Regions from separate parts of the Homo sapiens genome. Here regions 1, 2, 3, 4, 5 and 6 are each linked to region 7. A link is an interaction called in ENCODE POLR2A ChIA-PET data of the cell type or tissue named here. Cell type or tissue: MCF 10A. All regions are shown on one strand. Links, peaks and the distances in the headings refer to the core of each region. The heading gives the core; the rest is flanking DNA.

Evidence for each region. ChIA-PET counts read pairs that join two places held together with the same protein. Peaks named below come from ENCODE experiments on the same cell type or tissue, not always from the same donor. Only the 100,000 strongest peaks of a DNase experiment are listed, where the experiment ranks them.
Region 1: POLR2A ChIA-PET joins it to region 7 with 21 read pairs; 3 of 35 experiments call an interaction of 5 or more read pairs at or near these places.
Region 2: POLR2A ChIA-PET joins it to region 7 with 31 read pairs; 2 of 35 experiments call an interaction of 5 or more read pairs at or near these places.
Region 3: POLR2A ChIA-PET joins it to region 7 with 12 read pairs; 2 of 35 experiments call an interaction of 5 or more read pairs at or near these places.
Region 4: POLR2A ChIA-PET joins it to region 7 with 25 read pairs; 2 of 35 experiments call an interaction of 5 or more read pairs at or near these places.
Region 5: POLR2A ChIA-PET joins it to region 7 with 33 read pairs; 3 of 35 experiments call an interaction of 5 or more read pairs at or near these places.
Region 6: POLR2A ChIA-PET joins it to region 7 with 24 read pairs; 3 of 35 experiments call an interaction of 5 or more read pairs at or near these places.

What each region holds. Positions count from the first base shown.
Region 1 is chr18:31,506,644-31,511,210 of GRCh38, forward strand. The region is part of intron 1 of DSG2 (desmoglein 2); the gene reads left to right. Among named protein-coding and RNA genes, the nearest start is that of DSG2, 11 kb to the left of the region's middle. In MCF 10A, for the core only: no CTCF peak of the experiment used is centred there; a DNase peak (open chromatin) is centred at 2,278.
Region 2 is chr18:31,266,708-31,271,274 of GRCh38, forward strand. No RefSeq gene overlaps it. Among named protein-coding and RNA genes, the nearest start is that of DSG1, 49 kb to the right of the region's middle. RefSeq lists an enhancer at 1,494-1,613. In MCF 10A, for the core only: no CTCF peak of the experiment used is centred there; a DNase peak (open chromatin) is centred at 2,514.
Region 3 is chr18:31,486,014-31,490,580 of GRCh38, forward strand. No RefSeq gene overlaps it. Among named protein-coding and RNA genes, the nearest start is that of DSG2, 9.9 kb to the right of the region's middle. RefSeq lists an enhancer at 183-4,330. In MCF 10A, for the core only: no CTCF peak of the experiment used is centred there; a DNase peak (open chromatin) is centred at 1,808.
Region 4 is chr18:31,273,389-31,277,955 of GRCh38, forward strand. No RefSeq gene overlaps it. Among named protein-coding and RNA genes, the nearest start is that of DSG1, 42 kb to the right of the region's middle. In MCF 10A, for the core only: no CTCF peak of the experiment used is centred there; DNase peaks (open chromatin) are centred at 1,743 and 2,543.
Region 5 is chr18:31,196,051-31,200,617 of GRCh38, forward strand. No RefSeq gene overlaps it. Among named protein-coding and RNA genes, the nearest start is that of DSC1, 35 kb to the left of the region's middle. In MCF 10A, for the core only: no CTCF peak of the experiment used is centred there; a DNase peak (open chromatin) is centred at 1,881.
Region 6 is chr18:31,204,513-31,209,079 of GRCh38, forward strand. No RefSeq gene overlaps it. Among named protein-coding and RNA genes, the nearest start is that of DSC1, 44 kb to the left of the region's middle. RefSeq lists an enhancer at 1,615-2,814 and a silencer at 2,288-2,337. In MCF 10A, for the core only: a CTCF peak has its summit at 2,342; a DNase peak (open chromatin) is centred at 2,529.
Region 7 is chr18:31,040,518-31,045,084 of GRCh38, forward strand. DSC3 (desmocollin 3) reads right to left here and starts at 2,225. Exons shown (of 16, transcript NM_001941.5): 1 at 2,075-2,225. The coding sequence starts at 2,143. It overlaps LOC124904345 (a long non-coding RNA gene), which reads left to right and starts at 1,016. Exons shown (of 2, transcript XR_007066445.1): 1 at 1,016-1,317; 2 at 1,925-4,567. In MCF 10A, for the core only: no CTCF peak of the experiment used is centred there; DNase peaks (open chromatin) are centred at 624, 1,024 and 2,334.

The DNA.
Region 1 (4,567 bases), core at 312-4,311, 470 kb after region 7:
GTTCAGGAATATATTGCAGCAAAAGAGTGGAGACAACCTATAATTTTTGTTTATCAAATTTTGTGAAGTCTGTTATACAGCTTTATTTATATTTTGCCTAATTCCAAAAGCATTTGTGGCCATTACAGAAAACACCTACCAATAAAAGAGTAAAATATTTTTTACATGTCTAGTCATTTAATAAATGCTATTTTGAATTGAAATTGTATTTTAGTTAGTTTGCTTGTTTGAGCAATCCAACGACTTCAAGGAAAAGAAAAAGTATCGTTTTGCTTTTTTGTTTTTTCTTTTTTTTTAATTATACTTTAAGTTCTGGGGTACATGTGCAGAACGTGCAGGTTTGTTACATAGGTTTACACATGCCATTGTGGTTTGCTGCACCCATCAACTCGTCATCTGTATTAGGTATTTCTCCTAGTACTATCCCTCCCCTACCCCCACAGCCTCAACAGGCCGCAGTGTGTGACGTTCCCCTCCCTGTGTCCATGTGTTCTCGTTGTTCAACTCCCCACTTATAAGTGAGAACATGTGGTGTTTGGTTTTCTGTTCTTGTGTTAGTTTGCTGAGAATGATGGTTTCCAGCTTCATCCATGTCCCTGCAAAGGACATGAGCTCATCCTTTTTTATGGCTGCATAGTATTCCATGGTGTATATGTACCACATTTTCTTTATCCAGTCTATCATTGATGGGCATTTGGGTTGGTTCCAAGTTTTTGCTGTTGTGAATAGTGCCTCAATAAACATATGTGTGCATGTGTCTTTATAGTAGAATGATTTATAATCTTATGGGTATATACCCAGTAATGGGATTGCTGAGTCAAATGGTATTTCTGGTTCTAGATCCTTGATGAATCGCCACACTGTCTTCCACAATGGTTGAACTAATTTACAGTCCCACCAACAGTGTAAAAGCATTCCTATTTCTCCATATCCTCTCCAGCATCTGTTGTTTCCTGGCTTTTTAATGATCGCCATTCTAACTGGTGTGAGATGGTATCTCATTGTGGTTTTGATTTGCATTCCCCTAATGACCAGTGATGATGAGCTTTTTTTCATGTTTGTTGGCTGCATAAATGTCTTCTTTTGAGAAGTGTCTGTTCATATCCTTCACCCACCTTTTGATAGGGCTGAGTGTTTTTTTCTTGTAAATTTGTTTAAGTTCCTTGTAGATTCTGGATATTAGCCCTTTGTCAGATGGATAGATTGCAAAAATTTTCTCCCATTCTGTAGGTTGCCTGTTCACTCTGATGATGGTTTCTTTTGCTGTGCAGAAGCTCTTTAGTTTAATTAGATCCCATTTGTCAATTTTGGCTTTTGTTGCCATTGCTTTAGGTGTTTTAGTCATGAAGTCTTTGCCAATGCCTATATCCTGAATGGTATTGCCTAGGTTTTCTTCTAGGATTTTTATGGTTTTAGGTCTTACATTTAAGTCTTTAATCCATCATGAGTTAATTTTTGTATAAAGTGTAAGGAAGGGGTCCAGTTTCAGTTTTCTGCATGTGGCTAGCCAGTTTTCCCAACACCATAAAATGGTATTTTTTGAGTGACAAATGCTTAGGACCAGTAAAAGTTAAACTAGAAGAAGAGGTATAAACCAGGGGAAAACACTACCTAAAGTGTTTTCCTACAGTTCAATTGTAGTTGATGAATACTTGTAAAATGAAAAATCTTTTTGTGATGGGGAGAATTCACAGTTACTGAACTGCCTGATTTATTTTATTTTATTTTATTTTATTTTATTTTATTTTATTTTATTTTATTTATTCTTGAGATAGAGTCTCATTCCGTCACCCAGGCTGGAGTGCAGTGGCGCCATCTCGGCTCACTGCAACCTCCGCCTCCTGGGTTCAAGTGATTCTTGTGCCTCAGCCTCCCTAGTAGCTGGGATTACAGGCATGCACCACCACACCTGGCTAATTTTTGTATTTTTAGTAGAGATGGAGTTTCACCATGTTGGCCAGGTTAGTCTTGAACTCCTGACCACAGGTGATCTGCCTACCTCTGCCTCCCAAAGTGCTGGGATTACAGGTGTGAGCTTACAGGCGTGAGCCACTGAGCCCGGCCTGAATTGCCTGATTTAGAACACATCTTTTCACACATCTGTCTGTAACTAGGGGCTCATTATCCAGTTTATGAATTATCCAGGCTCTCCTCTTCTTCCCTTTCCTATGCTACCATGTGATTTTACACAGTGGTTTCCAAAAGTGTGGTCCCACTTTTGGGGCCAAGCAGCATCAGCATCCCCAGGAAACTTGTTAGATACAAATTCTTGGACCCCATCCAGACCTACTGAGTCAGACACTCTAAGGCGGGACTCAGTAATCTGTGTTTTATCAAGGTGATTCTAATGCCACTCAAGCTTGAAAACCACTGTTAACATCCCAATTAGAAAATAAAAATAACTGGAGTAGAAAAGAAGATTAAATATTAAAAAGCCCTATGTCAAGGGAAAAAATAGGAACTGTCCATGAATATACAAAACTTTACTTGAAATAAGAATTCACAGCATGAATGAACAAGTCAAGTGTAGCAAAGCATTGCTAAATGCATATTTTAAAATTCTATGAGTTAATAAAAAGCTTTCAAAGAAACTGTCTTCCTCTTTGTAACTAACTTCAATATGACTCACCTAAAATCATATTTGTTACATTCAGATTAGCCCAAACATCCGAAGAACAGGTGAAAGATTTTGGTAAGTCATGTACTTTATTACTGTCAGACTTAAAATATTTATTATTATCTAAAGTTCAAATTCAGAGTTCAAAAATTAAAAGTTCAAAATATTGCTCTTTTTTTTTAAATTAGCAATTGTGAAAAATATAATTACATATTTAAATCAGCTGTTGAGTGAGACTGCTATAGGAGTATATAAATGTCTAGATCATCTGTAAGTTGGACTTTTAAGTTGGAATTTTCTAAATAAGTTATGCTGGTTAGCCGTAAAATAAATGTTATAAAAACTGTCTTTTCTTCCTCCTGTCCCCAAAATAAGATTAAGAAGAGAAAAGTGCAGTAGGTGAATTCCAACATAAATCTGACCCACGTCAGATTTATCAGAGCAGATCACCAAACTCACTGGTCCACCCTGACTGCACTGGGTCACTTGAACTCTTCTGAACATGTACATTTCTATGACTGTAGACTACAGAGCCTTCTTTGTGGCTATGGACGCTACTACAGACCAGACCACCAGCTCTGCCAATACAAATAGAAAAGTCAGGATGTGTGACCAGAGGAAATAAACAAGTGGCATCCACTCCCTTTATTTTATCTCATTTTATTTCTTTCAGATTATTTCAGCCAAAGTTGAAAGCTCTTTAAGAATGGATTGGGGATAAACCAGGGATCCTCTGGGCAGTTTTTGATTTGACCTTCTATACAATAAAAGGGAGAAACAAAAGAATTATAAAACATTCTGCTGGTTGGAAGGTTGAGTAACCAAGGAAAGAAAATAACACAGATGTTAGATGATGGGCCTGAGGTGGGCATGAATTTAAAGAACCACTGGCAAGTGCCACGTCCTCTGTGTTTGAGTTCTAAAGATAGTCCGTTGAGCACACTGCTTACCTTCTAGTAATTTCTCGCTGAATGGACATTAGAAGCCATTATAGTGACTGAAAGTTGAAATAATGTTTTAAACTAATTTGTATTTCTCTACATCCATTTTTAATAAGGTATCTCTTAGTCTGATCTATTAAAGTTTAAGGGATCACCTCACCATAAAACCACTGAACACTTCAAGATTCTCTACTTTAAAGGAAAGACTTCTGACAGAGAACCTGTCAGCCAGGAGGAGCTGTCATCCAGTGACTCATGAGTCCTTCTGGATTCTTGTTTAAACTCATCAAGGTGACTTCAGAACAGAAAGTCTTTTCTAAAAGTGCTGACCTTGAAAACAAAGAGTACATTGATTGATGGTGTTTGGTATTCCCTCATGCCTCTGCAGGAAAAAAAAAAAAATCTTTTGCCAGATACCAGGAAGTCCAGTTTTTATAAGATGTGCAGGATCCAATGGTAGAAAAATTTTTTACATGTTTTTCAAAGCAGCAAAACTAGTTAATAAAATACTTTTTTTAGAGTTTAGCAAATTAGAAAAGCTTTTGCAGAATTTTTTGGTTCATCTGAAAACACTGCTTTGGATACAGGAACTAGCAGCTTACTTTTCCTCGTCAGTCTTAAAGTCATGTTGCAGGTGACATTTTTCTGTCACCAAGTTCCTGGTGAGAAAAAAAGTCACAGATTTAGTGTTTGGAGGAAACCTTATTGGCCATTTTGTCCAGCCACCCCTCCCATGCTTGAAACCTCTTCACAGCATCCCCACAGGAGGTGACTCAAACTTACAGAGTGGACAGGTTTTTTAAAAAGTGCCAGGGAGTGGGAATGGAGGACTAAGGCAGAGAGTTTCTGCTTGTTCCAGTCATGTTACTTGCAGTATACTACCCACTAGAGATGTACAGAATCTCCACAGTCCTCTGCAGCTTGTATTACTGTCCTGACCCTGGTTATTACAGTAGCTTCCAATCAGAGAAACGCAGCCATGGTGTCTTAACCTCGGCACTTGGCCAGT
Region 2 (4,567 bases), core at 322-4,321, 230 kb after region 7:
CAAATCTGTCTCCAACCTTTGCAGCAGGCAGTTTTTATGTATGGAGTAATATTACATTTCCTAATAAAAGGGATTAACAACAATACCACTCATTAATAATTATGAAAACAATGTAATAGTACTCATCATGACATGATTTCTTGAAGATTTATACAGTATAGTCTCTACTGAGGAATACATAAGTTGAACTCAATATAAATATTTTTTCAAGGTTTTTCTGAAATCTGTGAAGATTTCTGTTGATTCTCTGATTACACTAATTTTTTTTCTTGCTGAAACGTTATCTAAGTGAGAAAGTGACAGGCATACATTTTAACGTTCTAACTTTCATTTTGAGTCATACTTTAGACAAAAATAATAGGCCGGGTGCGGTGGCTCACGCCTGTAATCCCTGCATTTTGGGAGGCCGAGGCGGGCGGATCATGAGGTCAGGAGATTGAGACCATCCTGGCTAACACGGTGAAACCCCGTCTCTACTAAAAATACAAAAAGTTAGCCGGACGTGGTGGCGGGCACCTGTAGTCCCAGCTACTCGGGAGGCTGAGGCAGGAGAATGGTGTGAACCCGGGAGGCGGAGCTTGCAGTGAGCTGAGATCGTGCCACTGCACTCCAGCCTGGGCGACGAGCGAGACTCCGTCTCAAAAAATAATAATAATAATAATAATAATATTAATGCCAATTCCTTCTACATATTTCTTGAAATGTGAGGAAAATAATGATAACAAATGCTATGACTATGATTTTTGAAACTAAGAGTGGGCCCATAAATTGGGAAATAAATCTTAATTTAAACATTGGGTTTTAAAGTACTTACTCAATTCACTTCACAGTTACTTTGAAATAAAACCCCACAAACTTTTCTTATCTGACAATAAAATATAGTTTGATGATTTACTTTTGAAACTGTAATGCACTACACAGGTGGTTGTGGCTGTTATCATTATTTTTAAAAGCCAAGTTTCCACATCTGTACTTTGTGATCAGGGACTCTAATAGCAAGAAATAGTTGTATCATTGGTCAACAGAGTTATTTTGAACCTAGGTATTTTCCTTCAAAATGAGATGTGCTTTCCCCCGTCATAATAATTTTGATTCCATCACTTCTTTGTTATTCCATCTCTAAAAATGAAGATAAACATCTAAATTCTACAGTGTTTGGTCAATAACCTCCCTATTTAGATTTTAGTGCCCATTCATCATTATGCATATACCAAATTAGATTGCTGTAGAAGCAAATGTTTCTCAGAAAAATAATGAAACCCTTTATTTCATAGGTTCAGAGACATGTTGCTTCTTTGTAAATGGTAACTTGCCAGCCAGCTAACCCACGGTTAAGCAAAGATAAACTCCCTGGAAGGCAACAGATGTAATCTCAGCATTATTTTTTCTTCAGAGTTTTCCCAACCAGAATTTTTGTCTCTATTCCTGTTGCATTTTCATGTTTTCTTTCTTTCCATTTCTTTCTTTCTCTTTCCCATACTCTTCTGCATATGATTATTTTCTTCCTTTTTTTTTTCTTTCTTTTTTTCACCTCTGTCCTTCTCTCTGCAGTTTCTGATGCTGTGAACCTAGTGAATATTAAGGGACTTTCCTGGGGTATTTCCCAGAGGTTGAAGAAAAGCACCAGGACTGTGAAGTCACAGAAGCAGCCACAACACAGACTCTGGGAGGATGGGAAATGGCTAAAGTCATGATTTAGCCAGATGTTACAGAGTACAGGAAAAATAGAAAGTGAAGACCGGAAAAGTTCTATGCACTTTACTGAAATTGAAAACCCAAAATTCTCAACATGTTCATCCAATAAATTTTTTATATATATTTGGGATAAGTAAATTAAAATTGTATAAAAGATTTGTCTTAAATTCCTCAGCTAATATAGACAAAGTAGTACGACTGCACAAGCATTATCATAGATTCAGATGCGGGTATGGAGAGAGAAGAACTGGTCTGCTTTATTATATATTTTGCCAAATAGAGCTTATGGAAGAGAAGATATAAGAAAAATAATGAGGAACCTGTTTTAAACTGGATATGGGATAACTTCAGCATAAGTGATAGAATAGAAGAGAGAAAAGTAAAAAAAGGAGAAAACAGGCATGACTGACTAGTATGGGAATGTGAAAGAAATAAGAAAGAAATAAAAGTAGAAATGCAAAAAGCAATGGAAGGGTTCATATAAGTGATCAATAATTGCATCAGAATAAAATTAAGGGATATGGCCAATGGGGAAAAAGGATAATCAGGAGATTATCTGATTATAAAAGATAATGTTTGGAATAAGAGAGAGAGAGCAAAGGAAAGAGAGACAGAGAGAGAGAGATGATCAAGAGACCTGGGGAAAAAAATCTTGTTGACTGAAGTAGTAAGGTGGAAATAAATTTGGAAAGTAACATGGAGGAAGAAGCAGTAAAATGTTGTCATGAATAAAAGGAGAGCTGGTCTGAGATCATCTGCCAAGTGGAGGAGATGTGGACACCTGAGACAAAGGAAATATCAGTGACTACTGAGCGAGGAGTTGGAGCTTTGCCATAAACCAAGTAAAGTGAAAACACTAGTTCTTGCCAGCAAGCTGACTTTCACATGAAAGGGCAACAAACACATAATTTAATTATCATTGAAAGCAAAAATGACACCAACTGTGTTTTAAACTCTTCCTCATCTCATGGGATGTGATAATAAGTGAATCATGACAGCATCAAGCTCATTTCTGGTGCTTCACTAAAGTAACACAGTAAAAACATTAGCAGTCAAGAATTTGTGTAATTATTCAGTATCATCTTCCTGGAAAATTTTAGATACTTTGCAATTGAGATGCATTTACATGTTTCCTGATTCCTTCTTCAAAATAAAGGTCCATATGCAGTTTTTTGCCAAAACGAACAGAGAACGGAGAGGCAAAGCAGAACTACCCCAAGCTAACCTCCTTTGCCCATGGGTAGAACAGGCTTGTCACACCGAAAGTGAAAAACTCCCCATTAGAATATTGACTCTCCTCTGTAAACATCCAGTACAAGGAAATAAGAATACATGGATGCAAAGTAAACTCTTAGTTTCTACAATTGGTAGATAAAAGCTGGTGTTAATTTTTCTTTAAGCAGCCCAGGGTGCTTGACCTCCTTGAATCTACCTATGGTGTCGGAGGAATTCGTTGACATAAAGGTCCCCCAGCTCAGCAAGAGATAAGCCAGGGAAACATTGGAGTTTATGGCCGGGTTCTCCTGATACTGTTAGAACACTAAACCTTAGGGAAAGGACTATTTTTTTTTCTTCAAACTTCAGGGAGGCAGGCTTAGAATTAATTGCCCTTCCAGACAGAGAAGAGAGAATGTGATGCCTCTGGACACAGCAGTGTCTTGAACTTAAGACAAGGACATTGCAGTGTATTTTTCTGGCCGCCTTCTTTTAGTCAGTTCTAAAGGGATTCAAAAAGCTCTTTATAAAAGCAAATTTAGAAGAAGCTCTGTCCAAACTCATAGAGTAAGTTTAATTACTTCTAAAATTAACATAAAATGTGGAAAAGTGCACCTGTTATAGGCATATGCCTCAATAAATTTTTACCAGGTAACTAGACCCATGTAACCAGCTCCTTAATCATGATCTAGAACATTACTAGAAGGCCAGCCATCACTAACTCTCCAAATGTCACCACTGGCATGAATACTGATAACAAAGTTTTGCCTGTTTTTGTTTTTTGGTTTTTGTTTGTTTACATTAAATAAATGAAATAATGCTATATGTTCTCCTTTGTGACATATAGCTTCTTCCACTCAATAGTATGTTAGTCTGATTCATCCACATATTTTGGGATTGTTCTGAGTTGGTTATTCTCATTGCTCTATAGTATTCCATTATATGAATGTGCTGTAATGTATTATTCAACCTATTATTGATGATGTTAAAAGAAAAACTTCGGCCAAATTAAATTTAAAGTAGTTTTATTGAACAATGAACAATTTGTGAGTCAAGCAGCCCTCAGAATCACTGCAAATTCAGGGAGACTCCAGGGATGCCTCAAGGTCAGAACAAATTCATAGACAAAAAAAAGGGAAGTGATGTACAGAAATCCAAAGTGAGGTACAGAAACAGCTGAATTGGTTACAGGTTGGCCTTTGCCTTATTTGAACACAGTTTGAACACTTGGCAGCGTTTGAGTGGTTGAAGTAAGGCTGCTGGGATTGGCCAAGACTCAGCGATTGTTACAGGCCCATACTCCTAAATTAGGTTTTCAATCTTGTCTACCTATTAAGTTAGATTACTGTTCATCCACGATGACTCAAATATAGAAGTATGGAGCCATTCTCAGGACATATTTAGTTTGCTTTAACGATGGACGTTTGAATAGTTTCTAGTTTGGGGACATTATTAATAGTCCTGCTATGGATATGCTTATATGTGTCTTTCAGTGTGTATATTATTCACTTCTGAAAGGGATAGGTGGAATTGCTAAGCCATAGGTTATGTATATGTTCCTGTGTTTTACTAGATAGTGCCAAATAATTTTCCAAAGTATTTCTATCAATTTATATTTTAATTGTAATGTACGAGAGCTCCAACTGCTCTACATTTT
Region 3 (4,567 bases), core at 269-4,268, 450 kb after region 7:
GTACTTTTGAAATTCTGCATCTCTCAACCAAAGTGCTTACAATTATCATTCTAGGTCATTTGGAAAGATTTTTAAACCCACTATTTTACTTCCAGGTTCACTCTCCGAAGCTACTGCATTGTTTCTATTTCACTTTTTCATTGCACATAAGACTGTCATTGTCTATCTACGAATGAATAATTGCCAAAAACCAGTTTTGTCTGTTTTTTCTGTCTTCTGAGGGGTTTTTAAAATTTATTTATTTCTGTGTATCTCCCTAAGCTCATTAGTCACAATGGGTCAGTGTGATGGTTTCCCTCTGAAACTCAGTAAGTACTGCTGTGCCTGCCCTAAAAGCCTGCAAGCCCTGTCATGCTGGTGATGGATTCCAGTCCAGGACTGCTGTTAGCAACCAAGGACTCCCCTGCTCTCTTTCTTTGCTATTTCCCTTATCTTTCCAAGAACTTCCATAAACAAAACTTAGGGTGAAACCGAAATGATAGATTTGTCATGAGTAGATAAAATTAACTTTCCCCAGTGTTGCACTCCTGTAGTGAATGCACATTTTGTTCATTTCCAGGGAGAAGGAGGATTTTTCATGTTGTTGATGCTTTCTTCCTTGGTTCCCCCTGCAAGGAAGGGAGCCTTAAAGCAGAGGAAGAACAGCCGTGTTCTCCACTGGCGTCTGAACTCCTCCACTTCACCCTGTCCCGGCAGTCTTAGCAATGCCCGCCCTTGACGAAATTGTGAGGTAGAGCAATTTTATCCACAGCGAGCCAGGCCCCCCATCACACCCCCACCCCAGTCTGGTGACAGTCCCTCATGTCCTTCCAGGAATCCAATGTTCTCTTCCCCTTTTCCCCTTTACCCTCATTTTACACTCTCTCTCTCTCAATTCCAAAATAACCTTGAAAATTTCTTCACTTATTCATGTATTTACACATTCAGCTGGGATTTACCGAAAGCCTACATTGGGCCAGGCACTGTTTTATTTGCAGGATACACGGCAGTTCACAGAGAAAAATCCCAGCCCTCACAAAGTTTACATCCTAGGGAATGGCAACAGATAAGAAATAAGTTAAAACACAGTCTTTTAGGTTACAATGTACCAAGAAGAAAAATACAGAAGAGAAAAAGAGGATGGGGAGCTCTGGGCACGGGGGGCGGGGGGAGGGTAATTACAATTTTAAAATCACTGGTCAGGGAATGTCCTTACTGAGAAGGTAACATTTGAGGGGAGAAAAGTGAAGAGTGACGGAAAAGACCTTGTACATTTCTGGAGCAGAAACTTCCAGGGAAAAGGAACCGCAAGTGCAAGGCTCCGAGGTGGGGCATGCCTGGTGAACCTGTGGCACTAGACTAAGATGTAAATAACTGACAGTGGATCAACATTCTGCCCTCCCAGTAATATGCACTCCAAGGAAGCCTTCTGCTGAAGGAATGCCGACATTAATCAGTGAATGCGAGAGGCCTTCTGTTGGGGCCTCCAGGCCTTGCTGGGGTTTCCCAGGCAGTTGCCTGTTTCATAATTGCCTCAATCCAGCATTATTATATTCTGATCACATTTTTAAACTACTGTGACTTAGTTCAAAAAAGATTGCATGAGATGTGTTCAACACCCTACTGATTCCCAAGAATAGACCATTTTGTTTCCTCTACTGCACCAAATGCTATTTTGCAACTGTCACTGTCTTTCCCTAATTCTCCTCTGCCTCATGAACAATGTTAACAATTTCCTTAAAACAGCTTGGCTCAGAGACTTTGCATCCAAAGCAGTCAGTCCATGTATACTGACTCACAAGGAGGAACATGTGGGGAAAGCTCAGTGAGACACTGTGACTCACGGCACTGGGACTCTCACTCTTTCGGGATGTTGACGTCTGAGGCTGTGATCTCAGGGCTGCCTATTTTTGCTCCCCCAGAATGAGGGGACTGTTCATTAAGGACGTGCTGGCTTCTCTGTGCTAGACAACAGGGCTTGGAGTCTGCTGGGCTTTATTATCCTGTGAGTTCTAACTGGGAAAGTCAACATAACTCTTCCCGCTCTCTTATTAGAGGCCTCCTCCACCCCCACGTTGGCCAGCGCTCCTCTCTCACCACCTAAGGCAGAAGCGTCTCTTGGTCCATCTAACTGGAGAGTCCATAAGAAATTCAAGATCCTGACTCCAAATGTTGGTGCTGTCATCCATGCCTTGACTTCCATGGAATAGGACCATGGGTCTTTCTCCAGGATTGAGGGGAAGGACGATCCTCTCCCATTTCTCCATGGCCAATGTAACAAACTGTCTATTCTCAACTGGGCCCTGAGCTCCTCCAGCTTCATTCACCCTGTCTGTCTTCCTCCTGACCACACTCAATTCCAGGAGTATCCTGGATACTTACACCTCTTTTTTTTCTTTTCTTTTGATAAAGATTTTTTTATAGAATGGAAAGTTACAGTTTCTAACCTAAACCTTTTCCTCTGAAACTTAAACATGTTTCTGCTTAAAGAAGCAATAGGAATATATTCCTTATAGAAACGATTTTTAGGACTTTTACATTCTTTTTCTGATACTGTCACTTTATTCTTTTTTTTGAGACGGAGTTTCACTCTTGTTGCCCAGGCTGGAGTGCACTGGCACCACCTCGGCTCACTGCAACCTTCACCTCCCAGGTTCAAGCGATTCTCCTGCCTCAGCCTCCCAAGTAGCTGGGATTACAGACATGCTCCGTCACGCTCAGCTAATTTTTTGTATTTAGTAGAGATGGGGTTTCACCACGTTGGTTGGGCTGGTCTTGAACTCCTGACCTCAGGTGATTCACCACCTAGGCCTCCCAAAGTGCTGGGATTACAGGCTTGAGCCACTGCACCTGACCACTTTATTCTTTACTAGGTTAAATATTCCCAGCACCTTCAGCCTTTTGTTATAGATCTTGTTTATCATCTTTGTATGTGTGATATTGTCCTCAGTGCCTAGTTCAGTTCTCTTTATAGATGTTTTACATAGATATTTCCATAAGATGTCATCAATCTGGACCTAGAAAAACATCAAAATAATAGTTGATCTTTCCTGGATACTTACACCTCTTAACTGTCATCTGGGTCACTCTACAACCCTGACTTACACCTACCAGCTGCCATCCTTATTCTGCTCTGGGCTGCAGTGTTGTTAGGGAAAACATACGTACACAAACTGACATGTGCGTGTATGTGTGCAAATGCATGTACACATACATACCACAGACCAACAGTTTCTTACCAGAACCTCTGCTAATTCACCCACAGTGGATATTCCAAACACTTTTCCTTATAATACTCCTTTTTCACTTAGAATTAATCCCTTCCAGTGTGTGGGCTTATTTCAACAAGTCTTAATTGATCATCTGATATGTGCTGGATGCTGAGGGTTGGGCTCACTGTGAATATCATATGGCCTCTGCTCCCAAAGAAGGAACAGCTTTGAGAAAAAGAAATGGGTGGAAGAGTAGACATGGATGAAATAACCATAAACTATAATGTGATTGCTGCTATGCAGGTTGTGTGAGTCATCTGGGATAGAGCCACAGAGTACTGAAGGAGAGGTAAGTAACTGGATATGGAGAGGATGGAAAAAGGAATAGAGGATGCCACTCAGGTCCTAAAGTGAGTGGCCAAGTTCGCAAGGCTGCCATTGACTGAGTGGGGCATATGAGAAAGCAGCAAGCTTGCACTGGAGAGAAAGTAAAGAGAGGAGATATTAATCTGTTCTCATGCTGCTAATAAAGACAAACCTGAGACTGGGTAATTTATAAAGGAAAGAGGTTTAGTAGACTCACAGTTCTACATGGCTGGGGAGGCCTCACAATCATGGCAAAAGAGAAGCAGAGGCATGTCTTACATGGAGGGAGACAAGAGAGAATGACAGCCAAGCAAAAGAGGAAACCCATTATAAAACCATCAGATCTCGTGAGACTTATTCACTACCATGAGAACAGTATGGGGGACACTGCCCCCATGATTCAATTATCTCCCACCAGGTCCCTCCCACAAAACGTGGGAATTATGGGAGCTAAAATTCAAGATGAGATTTAGGTGGGGGACACAGCGAAACCATATCAGAGGGAAAGCTTTTTTGTCAATATGCTGAGTTTGATATCCCTACAAAATTATTATGGAAGTGTGAGGTTCCCATGAAATATCCAAATAGTGAGGTCCCATGATTTGAGCTTGAGAAAGAAAGCTAAGTTTACACAATGAAAGTGACCACAGAATCATACCTGCTACTAAGTAAGAAGAAAAGAAGCAAAGTTTGGAACTCAGAAGACACACACATTTTACAAGTAGCAGAGGGCAAGAAAGGGATTGAGAAAGAACAGCCAGTGAGATGGGAACAAAATAAGGTGACTATTTCTGCTGCCCAAATCTATTTGCAATGCAGTTGTCCTTTCTCATTTCAAATGACTTGCTAGGCTTTTCTAATTGGATTTTGTTCTAATGTCTCAAATTCAACATGTTTTTACCAAAAGGAAAGTTTTTACTTCTGATTCCCTGTTTGTGTCAACATGATGAAAAGAAAGCTTTTTTCACAGCTAAAGCGAAAGCCCCTGACTCTTCATCAACAGTGTCTAT
Region 4 (4,567 bases), core at 158-4,157, 230 kb after region 7:
TTCATGAAGATGTCTGCAATAACAAAACATAATAAAGGGATACAAAACTCCCCAAACCTAAAATATATTGACTTGATAAGATAGTTTAAAGCATTCAGATAAGACAGGGTAGAATATGACAATACTTTTATAATTGCAGAACCATAGTAAATAAAAAGATAATAAAATGGCATTTAATGTTATGTTTTTTGTCCAGTAAATGGTAAACTTTATTTATTTGATGGTTCTTGGAAAGTTGAAGAAAAATCTCTTTGAATTATAAAATTATAGAGATTATACCTGAATAAAATTGAAAACTCTGCTATGTTAAGTTGTGGAATGTTAAGGCAAATTAGTATTACATTTGCACCATATATTCCAAGAAATTCAAAATTGCTCTAAATTATAAACACAGTATTTCTTTCAAATAAGTGGGTATTGTTTGGTGGCTATCTCAATATTTTTCATGCAAGAAAAATGAAGCCGAGATTATTTAAATGACGTGTCACTTGTTTGATACAACAGGAGAGGCTCTTTAACTCAACTTAACAATGATTTCCAATGGGTTCAGCAGCATCTAATCAGAAACTTTCAAAGCAACCTTTTCTTTATCTGCCAGACTTTGAATATGGAACACAGTGTGTTTTTTTTCACCAGGTATTATATTATAGCACTATAAAGTCATTCTGGATGTCTAACTATGACACTTCTTTGTACAAAGTTCACAGATATAAAATTTTGAAAAAATTTTGAGCCAGTAAAATTTCTTCCAGAAGGCAAAATTCCATGAGGTTTTGTTTTTAATATCTGCATACACACAGTTTTCATCATCAAAGCAAGTTAATAGTATTGCAAGAAAAATAACTCTCAGGATTATACTATAATCACATAGACTTTTCAGCATTGACCCCTGCTGTTATTAGGTGGAATACTACTTTAAGTATGGCTGCAAACACTTGTACCTAATTGCACTTGTGAAGTAAATAACAATGCTTGGATTGTGCCCTTTCCTGCTCCAAAGCTGTTTGCAGTTGTACCAACAAGTTGATAGGTACGATTTGACCTCTGGCTCACAAGTTTGAAAACAAATGGCCCGTGCACATTTCAGACAATTATTTCTTTAGAACAATTTATGTTGGTCCCAGCTTTTACGTAAGTATTCTATAAAAGAAAGGTGTTACGTAGTATAATGTTTCTACAGAAATCTTTAACTCTTTAAAAGTTGGAAAGAAAAGTTATGTCTTCAAATAAGTTATTTTTAATTTTTCAAAGAAAATGCTTCGTGATTATTTATTTGACTTTGCACAGTCTAAATTGAAAACTGAAACAAGTCTTTTTACTTAGAAAAAAAGAATTATCAATTCTTTGAATAGATCTAATAATACTGAATAGACCTAATGTTTTAGAACTATATCTATCTGTGCTTTCACAGAGCCAAGTTTGTGAGATAGACACAACACTAATTAATATTTCTCTTATTCTTTTAAAATGGGAAAAGTAATAAAGATATTAGCCAATTATGTTTCTTATTGCTCTCCTTATGTTCTCAGACATTTAGCTGTCCCTAATTTAGCCTTCTCTCCTGCCTGCTTGCTTACAAACTCCCAAGTTCATATTTTAAGCAATTTCAATCAGGACAGATTAATAAATCCCAGCCTATTCATGGGAATTAACTAATTCAGAATGAATCTTTCCTAATTGTTTTGTGTTCACATGGGTGTTTGCTTTGGCCCCTCTCCAAGCCTCCAGCCAAGGGAGAACATTGTCTCACCACACCCAACTAAAAACAGAGTCAAGGAATGATTCCTTTGGTGAAAGCGTCACTGAATAAGCAGTTTTAGCTTGGTGCGTGTGTGTGTGTTTTTTAAAAGGAGATCTGTTTGTAGATTGTCAACAAAGCAGTTTCCACATAGAAGAATACCAATTCCTATTGTTGCTTTTTTTCCTAGCAATAACATTCTGAAATTTGCAATCTTTAGCACCAAGTTTTTAAAATCCTAAATGACATGTTGTTTTTTCCTGTATGAAAGTTTTCTTAAAAAGCAAATTGTAATTATTTTCTCAATCGTTTTCTTTTTGTTTTTCACCTCTACCCTTCCAAAATAACATAATTTCTGATAGTGTCATCTTTTAAATTTTAAAAGCGCATTCCTGAGTTAGCTCTTTCTTTTCAGAAGGCAAACATTGGTGCTCCAGTATAAAAACTAAAAGGTGCTGACACTATTATGGCACAGAACTTTTTACATAGTTTCTTGCCCTTCTGCATATGAAAGTCCAGAATTAGTTATTACATGGTTGGATCTGGGGACTGTGTCTGAGCCCACCAGAGAAGCCTGGTCCAAGCTTCCCATATCAGGGATCTCTTAATTTTTGAAGAATAATGCAGATTGGGTGCTTATAAAAAAAAAAAAAAAAAGAGAAATATGCCCATGAGCTGAATTGATATTCTAGAGAAAAATGGAGAGGCTTTCATAGAGAAATGAGGAAGTGCTAGTGAGGTTTTAGAGCCTCTGGTTCCTCTCCAAATCTACATCCAGGAAGTATCACCACCACTTTCCAAGGTGATGAATCAGACAATCCACTCCTCTCAGGAGCGGTTTCTGCAGTGGTGGCTGGCAAAGCACTTAGCTTGAGGGTTCATAAACACTTTTTGAAAATGGTAGTGATGACAGGCTCGGTGGTCTTTTGCCATAAGGCTTATGGGAGAAGGATTTTAGTCGTAGGGTTTTAAATAAATGCCACTGATAAGAGCTCAATGAGATAAAAAATATGTGTAGATGTAAGAACACAAACAGAAATTTGAAAACATCTTTGTCTTCCACAAGGTCATAAGAATCATAAGAATTTACTTTTGACCCAGAAAGTGAATGACTGACTTCCTTTCATGGTATGTTAATGCTGACCTAAGATAAAATATATAAACATCAAATAAGTATGTCATGTGTATGCTTTCAGAGTGTGGAGGAGGTGTCTGATCCTGCAACATAAATGTTCTGGTGGTATTTACCAAGTAACCTCTCATTTGGAAAAATAAAAACTTATCTGTCTCTTATTTTCTAAAAATTCTCCCCATTTTATAATGTTCTCCAGTTAAGAAAACTAGGTCTCTTTAACTCCTTTAGGGGACACCAAAAGCCAAATCAAACTAGGTAAGTTTCTGCTTTATTTTTCACAGCACAAATTTAAATATTGCCAAGTCTCATAAACCACGCCCTGTTTGTGAATGAATCTCAGGGAACATTTCAAAAACAACAGAGCAGACCTTTTGATTTTCCTTATCCACATTCTTTATTCTTCTCTTATTTCATATCCCTTTTTTGTACTTTCTTGATTAAAAAGAGAAACATAAACATTCTGTTCTAACACCTCCAATCCAATCTATATAAATGATGCTACCTGACTGCACTTCGCAATACTTAGTAAACTGTGCTCCCACGTTGCTCTGTATTTGTTTTTTATGTTTTTATATTTATTTTTTATATTGCTGTATTTATTTTTTATATTGCTTTTCACTATTCGGGAAACAATCCACAAGCATTTACTAAGCACATTCCACCTATTTAGTCTCTAGTATTAATTTCCTCCTTCTTGGAAAACTTAAGTTACACTGTGAAGGGCTCTGTGAAAGATGAGAAGGTTCTAACCCCTTTCTCCTGGAAGCTAACGTGTGCATGCGTGCACGTGTGTATAAAAGAGCAGGGTGAGTACATGAGGGATATATGTATAAACAATCAACTGCACTTCAAGTCAGAATGAGGAAAGTGATCACAGTATTTTAGATGTGTCTCTTCTGATTGTAAGACACATACCCACAAGGTCTGTGAAGCAGGCAGCTTGAGAGGAAGAAGATGGGCAGAGAATGAGGAGGAGGAGGCATTCTCTCCTGAGGCAGGGGAGTGATGGGCAAGTGCCCTGCGTGAGGGAGCTGAGCTGCCTGCGTAGGTGATTTAGTGCATGCCTATTTGCCTTAATCTCTAGGACATCGAATGTGTCCATGAGATGGCCTCTGATATGGCTTGGATGTTTGCCCTTGCCGAATCTCATGTTCAGTTGTAATCCTCAATGTTGAAGGTGGGGCCTGGTGGGAGGTAACTGGATCACGGGGCTGGTTTCTCATGGTTTAACACCATCCCCTTTTGGTGCTGCCATCGAGATAGTGAGTTCTCATGAGATCTAATTGTTTAAAAGCGTGTGGCACCTCCTCCCTCTCTCTCTTGCTTGTACTCCTTCCATGTGATGGGTGTGCTCCCCCTTTGCCTTCTGTCATGGTTGTAAGTTTCCTGAGGCCTCCCCAGAAGCTGAGCAGATGCCAGCATTATGCTTGCTGTACAGCCTGTGGAACCATGAGCCAATTAAACCTCTTTATTTTCATATATAAATTACCCAGTCTCAGGTATTTCTTTATAGCGATGCAAGAAGGAGCTAATACAACCTTGATGACCACACAGGATGCTCAAGTTAATACATTGTAATATACACATCGTCCTGAATGAGTGGGTTTTCTTTCATCTCTGTCAGAATGTAGCGTCTCATTCAAACACTATTTTCTTTGTAGTCAAAAGTGTCCCATTGAGTTTAGACCTTAGGG
Region 5 (4,567 bases), core at 313-4,312, 160 kb after region 7:
AAAAATAACAAAAATTAGCCACGTATGGTGGCACACTCCTGTGGTCCCAGCTACTCGGGAGGCTGAGGTGGGAAGATCACTTGAGCTGGAGAGGTGGAGGTTGCAGTGAGCCAAGATAGCGCCACTGCACTCCAGTCTGGGTGACAGAGTGAAACCCTGTCTCAAAAAGGAAGAAAAGGCTGGGCGCGGTGGCTCACGCCTGTAATCCCAGCACTTTAGGAGGCCGAGGTGGGCGGATCACGAGGTCAGGAGATCGAGACCACGGTGAAACCCCGTCTCTACTAAAAATACAAAAAATTAGCCAGGCGGGGTGGCGGGCACCTGTAGTCCCAGCTACTCGGGAGGCTGAGGCAGGAGAATGGCGTGAACCCAGGAGGCGGAGCTTGCAGTGAGCTGAGATTGCGCCACTGCACTCCAGCCTGGGCGACAGAGCGAGACTCCGTCTCAAAAAAAAAAAAAAAAAAAAAAGCAAATGAGCAGGCCTTTTCATATCAGAAATTCAGAGGCTCTCTTATATATGCCATAAATAAAATAGTGACAACAGAGAGCCTGTAGAGACACAGCTTGAATGGAAAATTATTGAAGTTTCTCCAAGCTAAAATTTATATTTGCATGCTTTGTGTAGCTACATACTTTAGCTAGACACTTTAGCCTACTTTCTATCCAGCCATCGTGGAAAGTAAACATGTGCCTGTTTAACACCCAGTGTTTCTCAAACATTGATCCATACTTACTATGTCAGAAATACCTGAAGAGTTATTTTGTTTTGTTTTGTTTTGTTTTGTTTTTGTTTTTTTTTTTTGAGATGGAGTTTTGCTCTCGTTGCCCAGGCTGGAGTGCAATGGTGCAATCTCAGCTCACTGCAACCCCCGCCTCCCGGGTTCAAGCAATTCTCCTGCCTTAGCCTCCCGAGTAGCTGGGATTACAAACGCCCACCACCACACCCAGCTGATTTTTGTATTTTTAGTAGAGACGGTGTTTCACCATGTTGGCCAGGCTGCCCTCGAACTCCTGATCTGAGATGATCCACCCAACTCGGCCCTCAAAATGTTGGGATTAGAGGCGTAAGCCACAGCGCCCAGCTGAGTTTTTTAAGTATATTAATTATTGGGTCCAACCTTAACAGATTCTGAGTCAGGTAAGTCTGTGTTGGATCCTTTAACTGTTGTATTTTGTTAATTTTTTTTTTTAATTTCCTAGGTGATTGAGATACACAGCCATGTTAGGAAACCGTGACTTTAAACCCAAATGTTTAATCTTTTTTGCAGATTTCATTAGCAATAATTCACAAAGCATATTCATCTTCTACAGCTCATGAAATAACTCTGTTCTTGAAAATCAGAGTACATGTAGAGGAGAAGGGGTTTTTGTTCTGACAATATAATACTGTCCAATGCTACGTGATTGGTAGATAAGGCCTCCAAATCCCTCATAAATTGTGGGATTTAGATGAGATAATTTTAAAGTTCACTGAAGCCATAAAGTTATTTAACCTATGTAATCTACAGAATTAGATGTGAAATAGAAATGTTGATTATGATTTTCATCAAAAGCATATGGGCTATATAAATTGCTAGGAAAACGTGAAACAAATTAAAAAGCCATAAATAAAAGAGCTTAATCCTTGAATTAAAACAAACAAACAAAAAAGCAACCACATTCATAGCTGAATCTACCTGAAAGGCCAGGATTAGTCATATAATGATTTAACCCCTGCTTTGGTCAGCATTTTTCTATAATTTCCTTGCCAACCCAGAATGAGAATGGTGACAGGTCTGGAAAGTAGTTTTCAGTGTGCTGAGCTTGAACAAAGAACAGTTTCCAGGGTGGGTGGGGTGAACCTTATTTTTCAGTGAGATGTCACTCCTGTCTGATTAGGACGCTGTGAATCACTGTATATTTGGCACACTGCCAACTGAAACGTACCTTTGCTTTTCTCCCTTTGGTCTCTCCCTCACTTATTATCATGGGAAAAGATAAAATTCACAAGCTCTAGATCAAGAGTTTACTTCTCAAAAGAAATATCTCATTTTAGAAGCACATTCTAACATCCCAGAATCACACGTCGATTAGATTGTCTTCAATCTAAACTATTATTTGTGATAAAAGCTCTAAATTACTGTATTCCTTTCTAATTTTATTATCCTTAAACTGTACCTTAACTATGTTCACTTTTTGTACAATTGGAAAATGGTTGTATATTAAGTATTCATCAGTCATTACTGAATTTCAGGGGGCAAAATTACAAATCATTTGTTAAACTTTCAAAATTATCTTTGTCTATAATCTCTCTTGTACCCTGAAAGACCACAGTAATACCATACTTTCTTTCCTCTCCTACTTAATGTTATTATACAGCTATTGAAACCACAATGGAGAATAAAAGAAGAGAAATAGCCATGTGTTTCATTTAAGATGAATAATTTCATCTAAGTAATTTCTACAAGACATTGCTTTGTTGTCTTTAAATTTCATTTACTTGAATGGGAATCAAAGGCATCTCCTTGTGAGTTATTCAGCACAAATCAGATTCCTTATTGGAAATTAAGCTTTGGACCTTGGCAATAGAACTACCTTCAATAAGACAGTAACATTGAAAATGTTTTTTCCCACCCACTGATTCTGCTTTACAGATCTAACATTTCCTCTCCCGATGTCGGAATAGCTCTGATATCACCCCCTCCTCCTTTCCTGTCTTGAGTCTTTGTTCTTCAAGTCCAGTGTCAATGATCATTTTATCAATGATCAGCTTCATTTCAAAGCTTGCAATGAGGTGACAATGCCAGGGCTTCCACGTCAGAGAAATAGGCCACCTTTGTCACCTGGCAAAAAACATTCTATTGGCACCTTCAAACCCATCTTTAGATATCAAGCTAGTAGTTTGGTGAAAATAAAAGTGCACCTTTACTAAATGTACCTCGAATGGCAAGGCCCTTCCAAAACCAAAACATTTAGACCAGGGGAGAGCTAAAATGTCTGACAGTTGTGTAAAGTGCAAGATTTAGGTGTGTGATGAATAATGATGTGAAAGGATGCATGTTGCATTTCTAGCCTGCAAACAATGACCATTTTTTGAAGAGTCAAGCAGCAAGCAGGGTGTCACCACAGCCTCCAGGTCTCTCCCAAGTGTCCTGCTGGTGATGGTTTCTGTGCGCCTGTCTGTAAAATTCTCCACCCTCGTACCCAAGCCCATAGCTCCTCCTTGTTGAGACTTGTCCCATTAGTCTTCTGAGGCTAGAACAAACCCAGGCGAAAGTCTTGATTGCTGGCTGAGATAATCAGGAATAAGTTGATTCTATTTAGCAACTTCTCAGCTGTGCGGTGGAGGTGGTTTCAACATTATAATCGAGGAAGTCCATAATGCCTTCCTAGAGATTGGTATCCAAATCAAAAACCTTCATGTTTACCTTGGTGCTACTAGCTTTGTCTTGAAAGTTTAAACCCTGCCAACTTAAGGAAATCTCTTATCATGTAAGTTTGACAGCTCTGTTTACTTTAGCCCTGACCTATAGTTTAATAGTGAAAAGTTTGGAGGAAACAAACCTCATAGGAGAATGCTTGACATTATTAAAATGCAAAGTACACAAAAGAGAAGCTACTGTGAAAGCTGTCTCCATTTGTGACTCACTCCTTGAAGAAATTTCTGGCCTTTATGCCATGTGTGCTCTGTGTGTTAGAAGTAAGCATCCTGTTAAAGGAGTACACAATAGATCCCTTCTTTTTTTTTAAGCTGAAGATGAAAATTTAAAAGAAAATGAAGTCTTTGTATCACTTCAACTTCAGTGAGTTTTGTTGTTGTTTTTTATTTTAAATTTGCAGAGTCGCTCTAGCTTATAAATATCATGGTAATTAATTTTACTTTACCTGAGCTGTCTTCATTCAGGTAGTTACTATAACATATTTTGAAAACTTAAATGAAGAAAGATTTGCAGCCCTGGGACAGGGGAAACAGAAAGCAATGGCTCAGCTTCTCCCGGGTGGAAAGGCAAAGTCAATGGAACCGGGAGTCAATACACATTCTCTTGTTTTTTTTTTTTTTCTTTTTGAAGACAATTGAGGAAATTTACTTATTTATTTTTAATTGATGAATAAAAATCGTATAGTGTACAACATGAGGTTTTGATATAGAAATACATAGTGGAATGACTAAATCAAGCTATTTAACTTCACATACTTATTTTTGTGATGACAGCAATTAAAATCTATTCTCTTAGCAATTTTCTTTTCTTTTTTTCTTTTTCTTTTTTCTTTTTTTTTTTTTTTTTTTTTTTGAGATGAATTCTCATTCTGTCACCCAGGCTGGAGTGCAGTGGTGCAATCTCAGCTCACCACAACCCCCGCCTCCCAGGTTTAAGCGATTCTCCTGCCTCAGCCTCCCAAGTAACTGAAATTACAGGCATCCGCCACCATGCTGGGCTAATTTTTGTATTTTTAGTAGAGATGGGGTTTCACCATGTTAACCAGGCTGGCCTTGAACTCCTGACCTCAGGCAATCCGCCCGCCTCAGCCTCTCAAAGTGCTGGGATTACAGGTGTGAGCCACTGCACTCGGCCGCAATTTTCAAGTA
Region 6 (4,567 bases), core at 403-4,402, 160 kb after region 7:
TCACTTCCCACATTTTTTTTAAACAGAAGTTTCCAATCAAGCCATTTATTTCTAGAATGTTACCGGCATCACCTATAAACAGGAGCCATCTACTGTCATGTTTAATATTGCTTGTGTTTCATAAATTGCTTGTATTTCATTACTGCTTGTATTTCATAAATTGGTGCAAATACTCAGAACTTGCAAAAATAATTACCATTCAAAACCAAGAAATAAAGAAATAATGATATGCTTGTTTGTAGTATTATGACTAAATACAAATTTACTGGAAAGCTCTGCTCATAAACTCCATTTTCTTTCTGAGAAGCTGGCTTCACAAATTGGAAAATAATACTTTTATGCATATATTTTCTCATTCAACAAATATTTGTAGAAAGCCTGCCCTGCTGTGTGCCAGGCACTGTGTTAGGCCTGATACAATGATAAACAGGAGAGGGGATACAATAACGAATAGGAGAGTTGTGACCTCTGCCCTCAGGAACAGGGCACTTGTGGTGCAGACAGATAAGTAAACACACTGCCATGTGTGAGGAGCGCCAGGGCAGGGAAAGGGGAATGTGCCCTGGGAGCACACACCAGGAACCCCAGACCCACACTTCATGGTTGCAGGTAGGGAAGGTTCGCTGGTGGGAATGACCTTTAAGCTATTCTCTGAAGGATAAGGATTACCAAGTAAAGGGGGAGATTGGAGTGGCGGAAAGGATAGAGAGTGTTTCCAAAAGAGGAAACAGCATCCATGAAGGTATACAGGAGAGAGACAATGGTATATTTAAGAAACTGAGAGAAGGTTCATTTGGCATGAAGCCAGCATGGAGTTCAAGGTGGAGAGTACCAGGAGATAAGAATAAAGAACTAAAGAAGATCCAGCTTGTACAGAGTTATGCTAGTAGTACTTAAAAATTGGGCTTTTATCTAAGGACAATGAGTTCCAACAAGAATAGTAACATAACAGGTTAGGGAGGTTCATTTAGAAACCACTGACATCCACTAGAATATGCAGAGGCTTCCTAACACTGTCTGGCATTCTTCTCTGCTGGAACTCTTTGTTAGAATACATGGACATGGTCACTGCAGCCATGTAACAGGTTAAAATGAAAAGCACCTTTGTCGACGTCTCTTTTTCCAAACAAATATTGACTTCAGCAAAAGAGGTTTCATCACCTTCTGCCCACCTGTGTCTTCTCCCACTATTGCACATCTTTGGCCACATCTATTATCTACCTGTCTCCGGAGACACTCTCCTCTCTGCAAGGGAAACAGGGGAATTGTCCTGGAAGGTCAGTGCTATAGGGTTAAGAGGAACTATAAAACATGTCTCACCAGGTACAATGGCACGTGCCTGTAATCACAGCTGCTCAGAAGTCTGAGGCTGGAGAATGGCTCGAGCCCAGGAGTTCAAGACCAGCCTAGACAACATAGTGACACCCTATCTAAAAACAAACAAATAAATAAATATTAAAATACATTTAAAAAAATTACTCTAATATTCAAAAAAAGTTTCTCAAGCCAAAAGGAAAGCCTTCAATCCAGCCTCCATCACACCATTTCATAAAGGTAGAATACGTGGTGCTTTTTACACATTGCTTTATAAAACAAAGCAGTAGACTGAAGAAATGCTGAATGGTGGCCTTGATTACTACCTCATTGTGCCTTTGCACAAGTGGAAAGGCTGGGCTTGGAAGTCAAAAGACTTTAATGTTAGTTCTGCTAGCTATAAACTGTATGATCCCAGCAAATAACATAACCACTGTTGCCTCATTTCCTCTGTCTGTGAAACTGGAATTATACTTCCGCCTCTATGACTTTGAAAAGATATGGGAGGTAACTGCACAAGAGAAAGCACCTCACGTAAAACCTAAAAAGCAATAACAGCTCTCCTGTAGGAAGTATCTACTGTGTGCTGGCTATGTTACGTATTTCGTTTAATCCTTATAACACCCCCTTTGATAGGTATTACTTTTCACTTCCTACAGGTGAGGAAAATAAGGCCTAAATAGGTTAAGTAACTTCCCTGAAGCCCCACAGCTTTGCCACTTAGCCAAGATTTGAACCCAGTTCTAGCTCAGACCAACGCCATGCAAGCTTTTTGCTCTAATGCCTTTTCCCCCTTCCTTTCTCTTTTTGGCACACCAACTACAGACTGCAATAGGTTTTAATTTAAAATGCCTAATAAAAACATACTTTTATCAGAAAAAGCTACATACTTATATATGTATCATGCACATGATTACATGAGCAACACATATTCGCAATATAATTAATTCAAGTAATAATTCTGTCCCACCCTGATATTATGTATGTCCCATTTCCGATACCATCTTCTGTGTTCCAGAGATGAGCAACCTTGCTTGTGCTTGCTCAAGCGAAACACAGTCAACTGCTCCGGTGTCACTCGCTCCTCAAGTGGCCTGAAGCCGTCCAGCGGTCTCGGTGAGTAATGCAGTGACTAAAGCCCACACAAAAAGGAAGCAGTGCCCTTTTAATAGAGCCACAATATAAAGAAAACACTCAAGCCAGTTCCAGCTACTGTGAATGATTTATTGGGTGAGCCCTGCCCGACTAGGCCCAGCAATTTCCCATTTGTTGCGTCCCAATCCTGCCCCTCCCACATCTCCACCCTCCTGCTGCGGGCCCTTCCCAGGCACCTCCCTCTTTTTATGGTGACTGCAACTCTGCAGCTAACAGCTCACACACCACACCCTGACTCCTGCACTGGCTCAGGCTCCCTGGGATCTCTCTGCCCAACCCTCAATCCCCTCCTTCTACCTGCATGAAGCCTCTCATTAACGTGCCTTCCTTGACTCCTCTACAGACACCTCCCACTTAGATTCCTCAGCCTGTCTTCTTTCATCTCCTTTTTCATTTTATAAATTCTTTCCTAATTACCTCAAATCACAAGCATGTCAGATTAATTGAGTAAACCTCTTGAAAGTCTGTCCTCATAGACAGAGCACTCTGATGACAATCTTCCTCGAAGGGACAGCTAGACACTCGGTTAGGTCAGCTCCTTAGGTCTTGCGGCAATGCCTCATGTAAATGCTGCACGATATCCATTCGAGTGCAGACAATTGCCAATTACTGGTTAATAATTAGCATGGCACTCATTTCTTTATGGTAGTCATAATAATCGCAATAATAATAATAACTTCCATTTATTGGTCTAGAAATCACTGTGTGGCAGGTGCTTTTCATGCAGTAGCTTACTCAATCCCATAAGAACCCTTTGAAGGTAGGCATTTTTAGAGTAAACAGATGTACAGATTAAGGCAAAAAGAAATTCAGACGCTTTTTTGTTACATGGAATTAAGTACCAGAGACAGATTTCAAACTCAGTCTCTCTAAACACAAAGCCTGTCCATGCTTCCTGACAGCTCCAACCACATCCACTCTTCCCTCCATTGTTACTGACACTTCCATTCATGGTTTCTCCTTATTCATCACTCTCCTTAAAGAATTCTTTGCTAGAATTCTATAGATTCTGTTTATATAACACTTTTTCTGTCTATTTTCTTCCCTTCCCACTGCAACCACCCTGGTTAAGGTCTTCATTACCTTCCTCCTAAACCATCCAGCAACCATCTGACCAGTCATACTGTCTTGTTTCTCCCTCTAAATCCAGTCTTCACAGGGCTTCATATTTTCTCCTACTTAAAAAAAAAAAAAGTAATACGTTTCCACTGCCAATTAACTCAGGGAAACTTCTCATTCTAGCATTAAAATTTTTTAAAAAATTCTTTGTAAAATGAGATCAGTTTTTCTGTTGCCATATTTACTTTACTTTTAATGGCCATAGAATATTGCAGGAGAGACTGGGAAACAGAGATCAGTCACAGAAACAGATTTAGGCTCAGGCCTAAAAGATTTAGAAGAACTCTGACATCAGAAGAGGAGACACTGGGCAGGAAACTAAGGTGGGGCTTCATACAAAGAGTGAGTCCTTAGTCTTGAGAATACAAGCTTTGGTGCTGAGATGACCTGATACACTATGAAGACGAATTTAGCAAATATAAATTTTACCTTAATCATCTAAAAATTGTCTCATTTTTTAAAAATGCATGTTGATTCTAAAGATTAAATCCCAGATTCTGTATTAAAAAGAAAACTGTATTATGCTTCAAACAGTAAGAAATTCATTGGTATATTTAGAATCCCTTTTTGTAGTTTACTTCTATGATTTCCTTTGACTTTAAATAGTAGCTAGAGAGACCCTCTCAAGTTTACTGTTAATATTAATATATTATACATTGGGGGAATAAAAGGGATGACCTCACCTCCAGTTCTTGCTGTTTACCTTCTACACACCTTAAATTGAAATTATACGTTAATATCTCTACATTGGTGAACTTAAGTTAGTGACTAAGAGTATTTTAAGGTTATTAATCAATGACAGCAGGGTAATTCTATTTATAAGTAATGAATCCTAAAATGAATACTTGTTAAAAAAAAAAAAGTAGCTTCAACAGTGCTTACAATTCCCATAGTTTATTCATTCTTTTTGTGTATGTACATTATTTAAATAATTGAGGAAGTATATCAAAGCTTTAGAAATGCAAATAAAGCTGATTGT
Region 7 (4,567 bases), core at 321-4,320:
GTGATTATTAGAAACTGTATTTACACTTCAGAGTGTGGTGGGGCACACGGTGGGAAGGAGATACAGGAAAAATGCAGAATGGGAAAATTCCCTCAACCTGTTGGGCTGCTTACTGGGAAGACTAAAATTTAACAAGTCTCAGATTCTTGTTAAAGACTTGCTTTGAAAAGCTGTCTCCTTAGAACAAACAATGTTTTAAAGATAAGTAATGGTTTAAAGATATCCATTAAAGTCTCTATAAAATGAAAAATGTTTCTAAAATGCCGTGTCATTAATATTATATTGAAAAGTTGAGAGTCGTATGAGTCAAAAGGAAGGAAATACATACATGAGATGGTCAAGAGAAGTGTTAATTTACCCATCCGGTCCGAAATTGCAAGTGTTTGTAAACTGACAATTGCAGATGAAATAGTCATTTTCTGTGCACTTTCCGGTATTTAAGTCTCCAGATACAGCATTTAACCTAAACTCAACGGAATTATTTTAAAAAAAAAAAATCTTAAACGAGTATGTGCTAGATCAAAGCTGAAGCTTCCTCCGTTTAGATTTACGCGCACCTTCTTCCTTGCCACAGCTCGACACCCCCACCCATGCCTTGCCGGGAAAGCTCCTGGTCTTCCATGGCCTCTGGGAGCCTCGAGCGAATGCGAGAAATTCTGAGAGCAGCACCCGTAGTTTCGTTCCCCATCCTCAATCCCTTCGCAAAGGAAACACAAAACCCCAAATGCATGCTTGTAAACTGAAAAGCTGAAAATGCTTTTAAATATATTACAAAAGAACACATTCTCTAAGCCGTTTCCATTTGTAGTCACTTCATAAGCTCAGATACTTTGTTGGAACAGTTCCCGGGCAAATGGATGCGCTTATTTGTCCAATTCCTTCTCCATAAACATATCGTAGATCATAACTACCAATCCCATATTCATACCTCGCTGACCTTAAGGGAGGACAACCCTTGGACCCACTCCCACTTGCCAGGGTGGAGGGCCAGGAAGCAGTAAGAATCCGCGAGACCAGACTCGGCTCACTGCCGACGCGGGTATAGACCTCGCTCCCATCGGACCCCATGCGCATCCATGGATGCGGGTAAGTCGCGGGTCCGCGGCTCCTTTCTGGGCGTGCGGAATGAAACTCTGTTGAAGCCTGAAGCTTCGCGTGTAACCGCGCCGCCAGAGTTCCGAACACTTCAAGTCTCCCGTGTTCTCAGAGCATCGTCTCTAACTTCCTCTCCTAGAGGATTTCGTCCTGGGCGGCAGGTTTCCGTAGACTCGAAACCCCAGGCTGTGCTCCGGCCGCGCAGTCCTCCCCGGAGCCGGAGTAAGTACGACGCAACCCCACCGCATCCATCATCCCCCACCACTGTCACCCTCTACCCGCCTCCACACCTCGGCAGCATCCCCAAAACACAACACGACCCCAACCCCCATTCTGGCCCGGTCTTCCCACACTTTCGCGCCCCCGGCACATCCCGCCCCCAGCTGGGTGGCTGGCGGGGGTGGACCGCTTGGGTGAGCTTCTGAATACCCTTTAGGGGAGATACCGAGAAACCCACTTCTCAGGGGCAGCCCCACCAAGGGACCCAGGGACACAGCCCCGGCTCCACTCACTAACGAACCAATCCGGGTCAACTGCGACCCAGAGCTGGGGAGGGGGCAGCCCCTAAATCCCTTTTCAAGTCTGTGCTTTGAGCTCTCAGGGATCCTCTCCACCCAAAGGCGCCCTCCAACCACCATCACCACCAGCTCCACCACCTGGGGAGAAGCGTGAATCCCAACCCCCTGCCCAACCCGCGACGGCGCCCGCCAGAGCGCAGCGAAGCCTGAGCGCGACTCAGAATTCCAACAATCGAACACCTTGTCTCAAAACAAAAAGCTCAGTCCAGAGTCGACCCGCAAACACACGTTTTCTCTCCTCACTCCTGCAGGCCCGAACTTGGGGCTGCTACCAGACCCGCAGCATTGATCTGAGCCGCGGTTGTCACGTTTCGGCCCGCTTTGTCCCCAGCTCCGTGCAGCGTCCAGGGCGGATCCACCCCCGTCCCCACCCCAGCCCTATCCGGCGAGATCTGGCTTACCACGAGGGTCAGCAGCAGATGCAGGCAGACGGCTCCGCGCACGGAGCGCCGGGGCCCAGCGGCGGCCATCGGGATGCCGGGCAGGGCCAGGAGAACGCGGGCGCCGGGAGGGTGCCGAGAGCGAGACCTGCCGAGGTGCAGGGCGCGGGAGGTGCTTTTCTCGCCGCTGCTTGTTTTTAAGTGTATTTGGCCTCTCTCAGGCTTGCCTGCCCGGGAGCAACTTCACTTCTGAAACCGGATTGGACCCAGAGGACGCGGAGAGGCCACTCCTTGTTATTTCTCAAGTTTTATCATCGCCGGCGCGGCTGAGGAGCTGCCCGAGCCTGCCCCTCTGCTCCCCAGCAGCCACCCGGGCGTTCGCGCTCGGGAAAGCGGTCTCTGGCGCACCCTCTGCCAGTTCTCCCACGCCCCTCGGCTGCCCCGCGGCGCTGCCGCCCCGCCCGGCCCGCAGAGAGGCCCTGGCAGCCCAGATCGTCCCAGGGCGGCCCCATCGCCGGCGCTGCGCGGTGCATCTCAATGCAGAACCCCAATCCGCCCGCAGGGATCCCTGCCTCGACACGGGCTCTGCTGGATGCCAGGAACACCCTTGTCATTGGATCAGCGGATCTCCCCTTCGACGTCTGAACAAATTCTGCCAATGTTTTCAGATTAAAGCAAAATACATGTACTGTATTCTCTCCGGATTTGACTAACATGACAAAATACACGACAGAAGGAATTTATCCCAGATGGCATGATAAACAGTTTTTGGCATGTCAGAAATTAAAACCAAATTTAAGAAATTCTAATCTAACCATTTTTACGCACCCAAAATATGAGTGATTACACTCAGCGCTCTATTAACTGTCAGTTTGGGGGACTCATATGAACCTTCTAAAAACGACTTTGTTCTTAGATGTGAATTATTGGTTTACTACTTACTGGTACCAAAATGAAATTTTTCAGGTGGTCAAAGGAATATCTACCACACAAAACCTTCTAAAACGAGGCTTACAGATTCTACATCATGCAACGACTATTTATCAGGGCCCGAAGTCGGCCAAGCTTTGTGTGAGGGCATGGAAGAAAGGAAATGCAGAAAATCTAGTTCCTGTCGGAAATAATTCAAAGTCAGAAAGGGACGAAAGACAATCATTCCTAGCCCAGTAGGCTACACTTTTTAATAGAGATGTCGTTTGTAACACCAGGGGGACATCCTCTTATTTCTCCCTAAACTGAATTTTAAGTTCCCCGAGTTCCCATCTACTGGATTCAGGAGGAAATCCCTCTCAGACATGAGATGCTACTCCTCGAAGTCCATTCAAAAGTTGCAAGGTCGGGAATTTCAGACAGCCAATTAATCATGAAAGGGTGTTATGACCTTCATTCATCTCACTCTGGCTCAAGTCTAATAGACTCCTCGTCGTCTAAGCCATGTATTCCCTGAAGTCTGGGGCTTCCCTGAAACTCATGAGGCTCAGCTTTAAGGGCTCAGACACTCTAAGTTGAGCTTCCCAGTGTGAATCTCCCAGGCACCCGTCAGTGGAGGTCTCTGTATGTAAGAGCTCTTCCAGTCTCAGAGAAAGTTCTCCAAACTTCTCTCCACTCCAGGGTTTTCACCTCCCATCCTCCACGTGCCTCCAGCATGACCTCAGAGAAAGCTTCTCAAAGTCACTTCCAGCCCCCCAGCCCTCAGAAACTCAAGTAGAATGGTTTTCTTGAACTTAGATGAGTAAAGGAGATGGCTAGCACCAATCTCCCTCCCTCACCACTTTGAATTCACTGTTAGAGTGAAGGGTTGAGGTGTTAAGGCATTTTAGAGGAGAGGATCTAACTTAGCTGAAGAAAGCTTTGAAGAAGCAAAATGTTGCGATAAGCCCAGCAAAGAAAAGGGAAAGGGTAGGAGAATGCTTCAAGATAACACAACATCAACAGGACATGAGAAGCTCTGGAGAGCCTTGTGAGAGTGCCCCAGGGTAAGAAAGCAGAAAGGGGTTGGTTCAGAATGGTTACATGCAATGGCTGGGAATTCGGTTAGAAAGATGGTTCATGACAAACCATGCTGAGGAATTTAATTTCATCCTGACAGAAATGGAGAACCATCCATTCAATGTGTGAAAAGGGTTAGTAACTACTGTTACAAAATTGTCACTTTTGGTGAGTTTGCACATATGAACCCATTTGTGCTGTAATATGGCTTTCTTTAATACCTAGGGAATGAAAGACTTTGAAGTGTTTGTCTTTATTCTAACTATTCTTAGTTTTTCTATGATTTCAACTCTATCTTCAGATTTATGAGAGTCTGGCCTGGTTAGGACTGTCCTTTGAAAGACTAAAACTCTAAAATTGCTATCCCCTGATTATTTTGACTGTGCTGTGTAATAGAGGATATTTATTGTTAAGCCTACTGACTAATATGACAATTGCTGTGAGCTTCCATTTTTAGCTTCCGCAAAATAAAAGTTGTAGGAATCTGCTTTAGAAAAACTCGAAGAAAACATATTATGGATATTT